Regions from separate parts of the Homo sapiens genome. Here region 1 is linked to region 2. The links are chromatin loops, found by intact Hi-C in ENCODE. Cell type or tissue: PC-9. All regions are shown on one strand. Links, peaks and the distances in the headings refer to the core of each region. The heading gives the core; the rest is flanking DNA. Region 1 overlaps SHANK2 (SH3 and multiple ankyrin repeat domains 2). Region 2 has its middle 47 kb from the start of SHANK2.

Region 1 (5,374 bases), core at 146-5,145, 59 kb after region 2:
TAGCACCGTCTCATTATTATTATTGTTATTATTTTTTTGAGACAGAGTCTTGCTCTGTTGCCTAGGCTGGAGTGCAGTGGCGTGATCTCAGCTCACTGCAAGCTCCGCCTCCCGGGCTTACACCATTCTCTTGACTCAGCCTCCCGAGTAGCTGGCACTACAGGCGCCCACCACCAGGCCCAACTAATTTTTTTGTATTTTTAGTAGAGACGGGGTTTCACCGTGCTAGCCAGGATGGTCTTGATCTCCTGACCTCGTGATCCGCCCGCCTCAGCCTCCCAAAGTTCTGGGATTACAGGCATCAGCCACCACGCCCGGCCTGACTCCTTTTAATTCTGTAAGTTGGTAATAATGTCCCTTCTTTCATTCCTGAGTTTGGTAATTTGAGTCTTCCCTTCTTTTCTTGATCATTTCAGCTCAGGTTTGTAAATTTCGTTGATCTTTTCAAATAACCAACTTGTAGTTTCATTGATTTTCTTTATTGCTTTTCTAGCTTAGATTTCATTAACTTCAGCCCTAACCTTTATTATTTCCTTCCTTCTGCTAGCTCAGTTTCAGTTTCCCGTTCTTTTTCTGACTCTCACAAGGTGGAAGGTTTTGGTTATTGATTTGAGATTTTTCTTCTTTTTAACATAGACATTTACAGATCTGAATTTCCTTTAAGTACTGCTTTAGTTGTATTCCATAAGTTTTGATGTGTTTTGTCTTCTTTTTCACTCGTTTCAAAGTGTTTTCCAATTTCCCCGTGGTTTATTCTCTGACCCATTGGCTATTTAGATGTCTGTTTAATTTCCACATATTTGTGCATTTGTAAAATAAATTTCGAATTTCATTCTATTGTGGTTGGAGAACATTATTTGTATAATTTCAGTCCTGCTGATGTTTAATGAGGCTGTTTTATAGCCGGGCATGAGGCCTCTCCTGGAGAATGTTCCACGTGCCCTTGAGAAGAATGAGTATTCTGCCGTCTTTTGTGGCATGTGCTGCAGGTGTCTGCTAGGCTGCTCTAGACTCTGGGATACAACAGTGAACCAGACAGACAAATATTTCTGCCCTTGTAGGGTCGACATCCTCGCCAGGGGAGCAAACAATAATTAAAGGAGATCATAAATAAGCAGTGATGTAGTGTGGGAGGAAAGGAGAGCTTGCTGGTGGGGGCTGGGAGCCAGGGGGGCTGCTGTTTTAGCAGGATGGTCGGGGTGAGCTGCATTGAGGTAGCGGTCCTTGAGCAAACACTTAAAGGAGGTAAAGGAAGCGGTGTGTGATACAGGAAGAGTTCAGTGGAAATTGAGAGCACTTTTTTTCCCAATGCACATTTTATAAATTGTGCAAAATACCTATAACATAAAAAGTTACCCTTTTCACCATTTTTAGGTGTGTAGTTCTGAGGCATTAAGGATGCTCATCGTGCTCTGCAGCCATCGTCACCATGTATCTGTAGAACTCTTCAGCTTGCAGAACTGAAACTACGTCCCCACTAAACACTAGCAAACCAGCCCCCTTCTCCCAGCCCCTGGCGACCACCAGTCTGTTTTCTGTCTCTTTGACTTCTGTAGGGACCTCATCCAAGTGGAATCATGCAGTGTTTGTCTTTTTGAGTCTGGCTTAATTCACTCAGCATAATGTTCTCAAGCCTCATCCATGTTGTAGCGTGTGTCAGAATTTCCTTCCTTTTTGTGGCTGAGTAATATTCCATTGTGTGGATGGGCCACATTTTGTTTATACATTCATCCATCCTTGAGGACCTGGGTGGCTTCACCCTCTGGCTGTTGTGAATAATGCTACTGCGAACATGGTTGTGCAAGTATCTTGAGTCCTTGCTTTTAGAAAACACCTTCAAAAGCAGCGTCCAGCCCCAGGCCCGTCTGGTCTTGAGATACTAAAGCTGAGATCTTTTACCCACTCGCTCCAGCCTAGGCTGCTTTCTCACAGAAGGAGGCCCCACCTTTCTTCATGGGTCTCAGGAGAAAGTAGGGGTGACCCTGAGTGTGGGAGAAATTGTGGGACATGACTCCTTCCCATGTCTGGTGTCTTCCAGTGAGGCAAGGTGCTGCTCCCTGGGAACCTGGTGGGGGTGTCTCATCTTTGTGGGTTCAGCCCCAGCCTAGAGCTGGATCCCAAGAAAAACAGGGACCAGAGACAGTAGCAGGGGGGAGAGTGTCTCCTGCAAAATGTAGCTGATTAACTGATTAGATGCTTTCCGGTTGCCTCATGATCTTAAACGCAGGCTGATTGTGCAATGGGTCATTTGCTGATCTCATATGCAGTTGCTGGCGAAGGTACGTGTTTGTTTGTCCCATGGGGCCTTGGGTCGCCTGTGTGGGGCAGGGGAAGCGGGGCTTCCGGGCACTTCCCGCTCGCTGGAAGCTTTGCCTTGATGTTTCCTTAATAGTCACTTAAAAAAATCCACCCTGAGTTGATCATGTAGCTCAGTTTATACATTCTATGGAATGGTTAACCGCATTTTATTCTTTCTCTTCCTGTTGACATTTGGGTTGTTTTCAGGATCTTGTTCTTTCAGACTGTGCTGCAGGGAACATTCTTCTATGCAGGGCTGGCGGGGCTTCCCCGGGTACCTCCTTAGAGGAGAAGTTGCCTAGCCCGGGGCTTTCACCGTGCACAGAGCTAGCTTTCACCAGTGTTCTCAAATTGCTTTCCCAGGGGTTGTACCAAGTTACAATCCCACCCACATGGTGTGAGAACTCCCTGGGCCCCTCCTCCTCAGCAAGACTTGGTATTTCCTGATATTTACCAGTCTAATGCGTGGGAAATGGTGTCTCCTTTTAACTTGCATTTTCTCTGATTCATAGAAAGCTGCTCCCAGTTCCGGTTCATCGACCACTCAGCTTTCCATTTTCTGAATGGACCTCCGTGGCTCAAGCAATCCTCTCACCTCAGCCTCCCAAGGAGTTGGGACCACAGACACACAGACTACAGGTGCACACCACCACACCTGGCTAATTGTTTTTTTAGAGGGGTCTCCCTGTGTTGCCCAGGCTGGCCTCAAACTCCTGAGCTCAAGCGATCCTCCCACCTCAGCCTCCCAAAGTGTTGGTATTTACAGGCATGAGCCCCCATGCCCAGCCCATTTTATTTTTTTGATGTGTCTCCTAGGAAATTTAAAATTACATTTGTGACTCCAATTATATTGCTATGGGGCAGCCTGGATTTGTAACCTTCATTCTCTAGGGGCTGGGGTCTGCCCCTTCTTGCTTGGCCCCCTGGCCTGCAGTGTCCCCGCCTCCACCGCCACCTTCTCACCCTTGAAGGGAGCCCCCTTCCTGCTGATGTGCTTCCTTTGAGTTAGCAGCAAAGACTCTGTTTGGAGGAACAGGAGAGGGGCTAGGGAGAGAAGATGGACTAGGACAGCTTGTCACGGCTTGTCACTCAGAGAGACCCGAGTGTGGGCAGGACCCCAGAGCTCATTGAGAATTAATCAGGGTTCTGCACTGCTGGCTCTGGAAAGTCCAGGTCCAAACCTCTTGGAGAACAATGGACCTCGGGAGAAGATACACCGTGTCTGGGTCCCGCAGCGGGTTTTCAGCAGGTTTTATGCTGGATCCGAGAATCCCTATCCTGACAAGCCTCCAAGTACCCCGTGGCAGGCTCTTTGTAGACCAAGCCTGGTTAAATAGCTTCTGGAGTTCATTCTCCCGAAGAACGAGGTTCTTACCAGAAGCAGTCTAGAATTAGTATCATATTACTATTGAACATTCATGGAGACCCTTGGATATTCAGACGGCTTTCTGGCCACTGCCTGGTGTTTGCCCAGCTCCCGGGGATGTGTGGTTGCCTGAGACACCTGGCAGACGCCCTGCGAGACGTAGCCTGTGCCTGGTGGGCTTAGTGGCCTGGGGTGGGTTGGGTGATTTTCTGAACGAAAGGAAATGCCTCTGAGGTCACAGACCATCCAGCCAGCTGCAGGACACTCCACATGTAGAGGCAAAAATGACTTCTTGGCCAGGTATGGTGGCTCATGCCTGTAGTCCCAGCACCCTGGGAGGCCGATGTGGGTAGGTGGCTTGCTTAAGAGCAGTTTGAGACCAGCCTGGGCAATACAGCAAAACCCTGTCTCTAGAAAACAAGACAAAACAAAAAACAAGTATTAGCTGGGCATGGTGGTGTGTGCCTGTAGTCCCAGCTTCTCGGGAGGCTGATGTGGAAGGATCACCTGAGCCTGGAAAGGTCGAGGCTGCTGTGAGCTGAGATGGTGCCAATGCACTCCAGCCTGGGCAGCATAGTGAGGCCCTGTCTCAAAAAAAAAAATTTTTTTACCATTAACAGTGCAGTAATAACATAGAGTGACCTGTATCTTTGTAGGTAGCTTAGTCAGTCATCATCATTATCATTATTAACGTATTATCTGCAGACATTGTTGGAGGACATTTCAGTACCTGCTGTGAGCCAGGAGCTTTGTGCATATGGTCTCATGGAATCACCAGTTGCTCTCTGGGAGTATTTTAATGCCCATTTCACCGAAGGGGAAACTGAGCTCCAGAGAGGTGCATTGGCTGGGGCTTTGAGCCCATGTAGCATGTTGCGTGTTACAACCAGTAGAACAGAAAGGGATGGGAGCATTTAATCTCCTTCACTCCAGTGAGTCCTCCCTCTTGGCCTGCCTGGCGGCCCCTCCCGGTCATCTGTTGACAGCCAGTCCTTGCTCAAGACCCCTGAGCATTTGTGAACAAAATGCTTGTGAAACCGTGAGTTGGGTTCCCCGGGTCCCCTTATTTCTTTCTCTATACTTTGTCTCTGTGTCTTTTTCTTTTCCAAATCTCTCGTCCCACCTTACGAGAAACACCCACAGGTGTGTAGGGGCAACCCACCCCTACATCTTCCCATGAATGAAGTCTGTCCCTGTGACTGTGTGTCTGGACAGCTCCTCTTCTGGGGAGAGTCCTCTGTGGCAGGTGCAGTCAGCATAGGGACAGAGAGGACACAGAGGGCCCCAGCTCTTCAACGCTTCTGCTGATTGACTCGAGCAAGCTCTGGCCACAGACAGTGCATTTGCCCAGCAGAGTTGAGTGTCACTGTGTTTCAGCACACTGTTCTCTAGGCTGTGGTGATGGGTGATCTGCCTGGAGAATTTGGGCCACAGAGGGAGCATAGCACTGGCCAGGAGGGGCCTCTGGCCTCTCCGCTCTTACCTCGACATCTTTGGGCTTTGGGGAGTGTTGGGTTCATTTTCCTTGCTTCAGTAAGTGGTACGTTGCGGTGCAGAGCAGCTCTGCTGTGTTGCTGTGTGACCTTGGACAGGCCAGTTGGCCTCTCTGGGCCTTGGTTTTCTTATCCTTGAAATGAGGGTACTAACATATCTCAGGTAGCTGTGAGCATTAAATAAGGTAATTTATGTAAAGCTGAGACTATGGTAAGC
Region 2 (5,374 bases), core at 285-5,284:
GACAGAGCAAAACCCTGTCAAGAAGAAGAAGAAGAGGAGGAGGAGAAGGAGGAGAAAGATCTGGCATGGCCCAGAGGTAGTGCTAGGACCAGCTGCCAAAGACAGACACAATGACTGATGGCTTCTACAGCTCCTCAGTTGGGGGAGAGGGTAAGAAAAATCTTCATTTGTGTGGAGGATGCTTGCAGCTTGTTAGACAGAAGCTTAAGTTGCCTTGCTGTTGGAGAGATGTGCAAATAGGAGAAGAAGGGTGCGTACAGAGGCTGCACAGCCCAAGGGGTGTGCGTGACCCTGGCCTCTCCATGTCACAGCTGCCCTTGCACACTGGGCGTTCTTGGCGCCTGGCTGGCTCGCACAGGGGATGCTGGAGGGGACTGCGGGGCTGGATGGGGAAGGTTTTGTCCCTCGATCCTGTTCTGGCCATGCTCCTACTGCTGCTGCTGCTCCTACGGCTGCTGCTGCTGCTCCTTTCTTTTTCTTTCCTTCCCATAGCAGAAAGGATCTTGCCTATGATTTTCCCAACCCTCACGAACCAGGGACCCTGTGTCCCCCACCCCCAAGAGACACCCCCCAGCTAGCCAGCCAGCCAGCGCTTCCTCCTTGGAAGTCTCAGTTTACGCCCTGTGGGCTGCACTTCCTGGCTTCCTTGCTGTTATGGTGGCAGCCTCACCTCCGTGGGAGTGGCTGAGTCCTGCTGTTGTTGTCTTCATGACGTCTGAGTTCTCACCGTGCGTGGATCAGCTGGGGAGAAGTCACTGGCACCCAGCTAGCATCCCTTCTGTATTCTTCTCTATTAAATTCTGGCTGCCGAAATACCCGTGTGGTTTCTGTCTCCTGACGGCTCCTTAGCAGCATGCCAGGTGTTGTGATGGGGCCATAAGCCGCATGTTCTGGAAGAACTGTGGAAGAAGCAGTTCACTCTAACAGGGTCCCCAGAGGAGGGGCTTTCATGACACGCCGGGGAAAGAGGGGCTGTTCGAGGTGGGCAGTTCATCCTGCCGTCCCTCCTTAACACAGGTCAGACCAGCACTGCCCTCCTGTAGGCAGGTTGCTCTGGAAGTTTCCCAGCTGGGCCCCTGCAGGGGTCGTGCTGTGTCCTGGGCCGCCGAGCAACCCAGCCTGGCTAACGGGTGAGGAAACTGGCTCGGCCCAGGTCTCTAGGGACAGAGGGCCTCCAGTCACCCTCCAACTCCACTCTGGCCCTGTGATTTCAGACTCTCACTATCCCCTATCCTGTGCACCCTGGTAAACACCATCTACATTCCCAGGAGGATCGTGGATCACCAGCAGGTACCAGATTCTAGAAGAGACAAGGAAGGACCCTCCCCTAGAGCCTCCAGAGGAAGCAGCCCTGTGACACCTTGATTTTCAACTTCTGGCCTCCAGCCGGGCATGGTGGCTCACATCTGCAATCCCAGCAGTTCGGGAGGCCAAGGCAGGTGGATCACTTGTGGTCAGGAGTTCAAGACCAGCCTGGCCAACAGGGTGAAACCCCGTATCTACTAAAAATACAAAAATTAGCCAGATACGGAGTCCTGAGGGACACCATCCAAAGCTGCCTGCAGAGATGGGACAAGCGCGTGCGGTGACAAATGGAGTCATTCTCAGAAGCTGAGAGCAGAAGGCTGGCAAGCCTTCTATTTGTTCTGTAAGAAGATGTACCCAGCTTCCAAGAAGGCATCTCTCCAGGAAAGACCTCGGATATAGATACGTCCTAAATCTTTGCTTCTGCCTGCATTTTCTCCAAAACCTCCATTCAATTTCCATTGTCAGTACCTGTGTCTTTCATTTTCCTGGCAGCAGCTGTGCCTGGCTTCTTCAGAGTCATTAGAAAAGGCCCCTGCCTCCTTCCCTGGGCTATTCCACATCAGTCCGTCCCCAGGGTTTCACTGATGAGGTTTGGAAAGCTGAGGCCACTGCCTGGCTGATGGGGAGAGCTTGAGAGGCTGTTTTTCTGCCTTTCTCAGGTCCCTGGAAACCTGAATTTATGCAACACGTTCTTTTTGGTTGGGAAAAAAAAAAAAGAGAAAACTCCTCATTGATCATCAAGTCTGGGTAGCAGACCAGGCAAAATTGTGAAATAGAACATTGTTAAATATTTTTATCTGCGCTGGGTGGCCACTTCTCCCTTTTGTTCTTTGGTTTTCCAGTTGTGATAAACAGAGCGCACATTTTTATTCCTTGGTCTGTTCTCTAGAAATGGCTCTTGGCTTGTAGCAATCAGGGCTAATTCGTAGTGAGGGCCTCCTGTGCATAGGAACTTTTCATGCTTGTTTTCTTTTTCCTCCTCGAAGCTTGTTTTAGTTTCCTAGAGCTGCCAGAACAAATGGGAACCACAAACTCGGAGGCTTGAAACAACAGAAATCTATTAGTGTCACAGTTCTGGAGGCCAGTTTTTTGTTTGTTTGTCTGAAATGGAGTCTCCCAGGCTGGAGTGCAATGGCACAATCTCGGCCCACTGCAACCTCTGCCTCCCGGGTTCAATCGATTCTCCTGCCTCAGCCTCCTGAGTAGCTGGGATTACAGGCATGTGTCACCATATCTGGCTAATTTTTGTATTTTTAGTAGAGACGGGGTTTCACCATGTTGGCCAGGCTGGTCTCAAACTCCTGACCACAAGTGATCCACCTGCCTCAGCCTCCCGAACTGCTGGGATTGCAGGTGTGAGCCACCACGCCCGGCTGGAGGCCAGAAGTCGAAAATCAAGGTGTCACAGGGCTGGTTCCTCTGGAGGCTCTAGGGGAGGGTCCTTCCTTGTCTCTTCTGGGATCTGGTACCTGCTGGTGATCCACGATGCTCCTGGGAATGTAGATGCATCACCCCAGTGTCTGCTCTGTGTTTCCATCACATCCCCTCCGTGTCCTCTGCCCTTCCCTTCTCTTCTCTCATGAGGACGCTGGAGGTACAGCCGCTCCCATGCAGAATAACCTCAGCATTTCCTTAATCACATCTGCAAAGACCCTTTTTCCAAACAAGGCCGCACACACAGGTCCTGGGTGGATGTACCCTCTGCGGGAAGTCACCACGCAACCCACCACGCGGCCCTTTGGAGCGGATTCTGTGGCCACATCACTGAACTGATGACAAACAGAACAAGCACGTTTGGGGAGGTCGAGTGACTGGCTGGTGAGCAGCTATGCTGGAATTTGGGGCTGGGCACGTCCAGGCTGACATGACTCATTCCTGGTGCTCCCTCTGGCTGGCGTTCCTGCTGGAGCTTCATACTTCCTCACTGTGTCACGTCCCCCAGTGTTGGGCTGGGCTCTGAGCTCTGGATCAGCGTGGCTGCTGCCGCAGAACAAGCCACGCTTTACCCTGCATCCGCTTAAATGTCACCTTGTCAGGCAGGACTTTCCTGTCCCCCGTCCCTACACTAACATTAAATTCACTTCCTGACCTCGCGTAGGAGTGCCCTGGGGATGCTGCAACAAAGGACCACAAACTTAGTAGCTTCAAACAAGACATTTATTCTGTAGCAATTCTGAAAGTCTGGAGTCTCACTGGGCTAAAATCAAGGGGTCATCAGGGTTGGGTTCTGCTGGAGGCTCCGGGGAGAACTTGTTTCCTTGCCTTGTCTGGCTTCTAGCGGCCGCCTGTGGTCCTTGGCTCGGCTCGTGGTCCCTACCTGCGAGGCCAAACTAGCTGCGTAGCATCTTCCAGTCTCTGTCCCATGCTGAATAGACTTCCACTTGTGTTGCCACATCTCCTACCCACAGGGACCCCGCCTCCCTATCCTAAGGACTCTGTGATGACACCGTGCCCATCCAAATAATCCAGGATCATCTCCCCGCCTCAAGGCCCTAGTCACATCTACATGGCCCCTTTTTCCACATCAGGTAAGATATTCGCAGGCTCCCGGGATTGGACACTTCACTGGGAGGCCGTACCCTGCCTACCGCACCCAGCTTTCTTTACATCCCTGGTGGTCCCCAGCATATTGATTATTTACTTCTATTGCTGATGTCTCCCCACTGGAAGGTCAGCTTCCTGAGGGCAGGGGTGTGGCTAGTTCCCTGCTGCATCTTCAGACTGTGTCTGGCATACAGCAGGCACTCAATAAATACTTGTTTAATGAACGAAATGGCATAAGACTGCTACTGAAATGTGGGTCTCACGGAGTGACTTAGAAGATGTTCTCTTCTGAATTGGAGCCACCATAGGCTCAAAGAAACTTTTTTTAAAGGCTGAATCTGAAAGCAATTATATCACAGGATTCTAAAAATGCCTATTTTAAACTGTTGACATAATGCCCACGACCAAAACCTCAGTGTCCCGGAGAACATCGGCAGGTGCCGAAGGGCATCTGAAATGCTGTAACTTGAAGCAGCTCGTCCATGAAGCCTGGCCTGTGGGCTGCCCCTACAGCCGTGCCTGTGGTGCCCACACCAGACCAGGGGATGCTCTCACAGGACCAGGGGATGCCGTCCACCTCTAAGCGAGGTGTGACTGGGTCCTTGGATGGGGAAACACAGCAGACCTGCCTATTTCTGAGACTGTTTTAAGCAAAGCCTAGGGCTCTGGCCTCCTCCTTTTATACAACAGAGACCTGCACCTTCCATCTGGGAGAGGAAGCAGAGGCAGTCAGGTGGCCACATCCCTCCTCAGAACCAGAAACCACTGGTCCAAACCCTCTGGCCCCTTGTTCACTAAGAAACAACACCCACTTCTCTGAATTTTCTGACTCTTCTTACATCTCTCTCTAAAGTAAGCTTGCCAGCAAAAAAAATGTTTAAGATAAGTATGTCCCAAATATAGCATGGGATATACTTACACTAAAACATTTATCCATTGCTTACTTGAAATTCATATTGCCTGTGAATCCTGCATTTAAAAAGATTCAACTACAGCTCATCCTTGTTTTAAGAGCAGTTTAATGTGCACAGCTAAATTGAGCAGAAAGAGAGTTCCCATATACCCCCGCCTCCGCACATGTACAGCCTCCCCCATTGCCAACATTCCTACCAGAGTGGTGCATTGGTTACAACTGATGAACCTACATGGACACATCGTCACTTAAAGTCCATAGTTTACATTAGGGATCACTCTCAGGGTTGCACATTCTGTGGGTTTGGACAAACGTTACAATGACATGTCTTCACCATTACAGTATTAAACAGAATCATTACACTGCCCTAAAGATCTCCTGAAGCCAGGCGCAGTGGCTCATGCATGTAATTCCAGCACTTTGAGAGACTTGAGAAGGGAGGATCACTTGAGCCCAGGAGTTCAAGAACAACCTGGGCAACATAGTGAGACCCCCATCTCCACAAAAAAAGAAAAATTAGCCAAGTGTAGTGGTGCATGCCTATGGTCCCAGCTACTCAGGAGGCTGAGGTGGGAGGATCCCTTGAACCCAGGAGTCTGAGGCTGCATG

The links. Peaks named below come from ENCODE experiments on the same cell type or tissue, not always from the same donor. Only the 100,000 strongest peaks of a DNase experiment are listed, where the experiment ranks them.
Region 1: it touches region 2 in a loop (5-fold over the local background); 11 of 110 quality-filtered maps call a loop at or near these places.

Annotation. Positions count from the first base shown.
Region 1 is chr11:71,238,359-71,243,732 of GRCh38, reverse strand. The region is part of intron 1 of SHANK2 (SH3 and multiple ankyrin repeat domains 2); the gene reads left to right. Among named protein-coding and RNA genes, the nearest start is that of SHANK2, 12 kb to the left of the region's middle. In PC-9, for the core only: no CTCF peak of the experiment used is centred there; DNase peaks (open chromatin) are centred at 2,282 and 2,642; H3K4me3 peaks cover 1,558 bases; H3K27ac peaks cover 2,887 bases.
Region 2 is chr11:71,297,310-71,302,683 of GRCh38, reverse strand. No RefSeq gene overlaps it. Among named protein-coding and RNA genes, the nearest start is that of SHANK2, 47 kb to the right of the region's middle. RefSeq lists enhancers at 840-1,497, 2,582-3,781. In PC-9, for the core only: no CTCF peak of the experiment used is centred there; a DNase peak (open chromatin) is centred at 3,233; H3K27ac peaks cover 2,663 bases.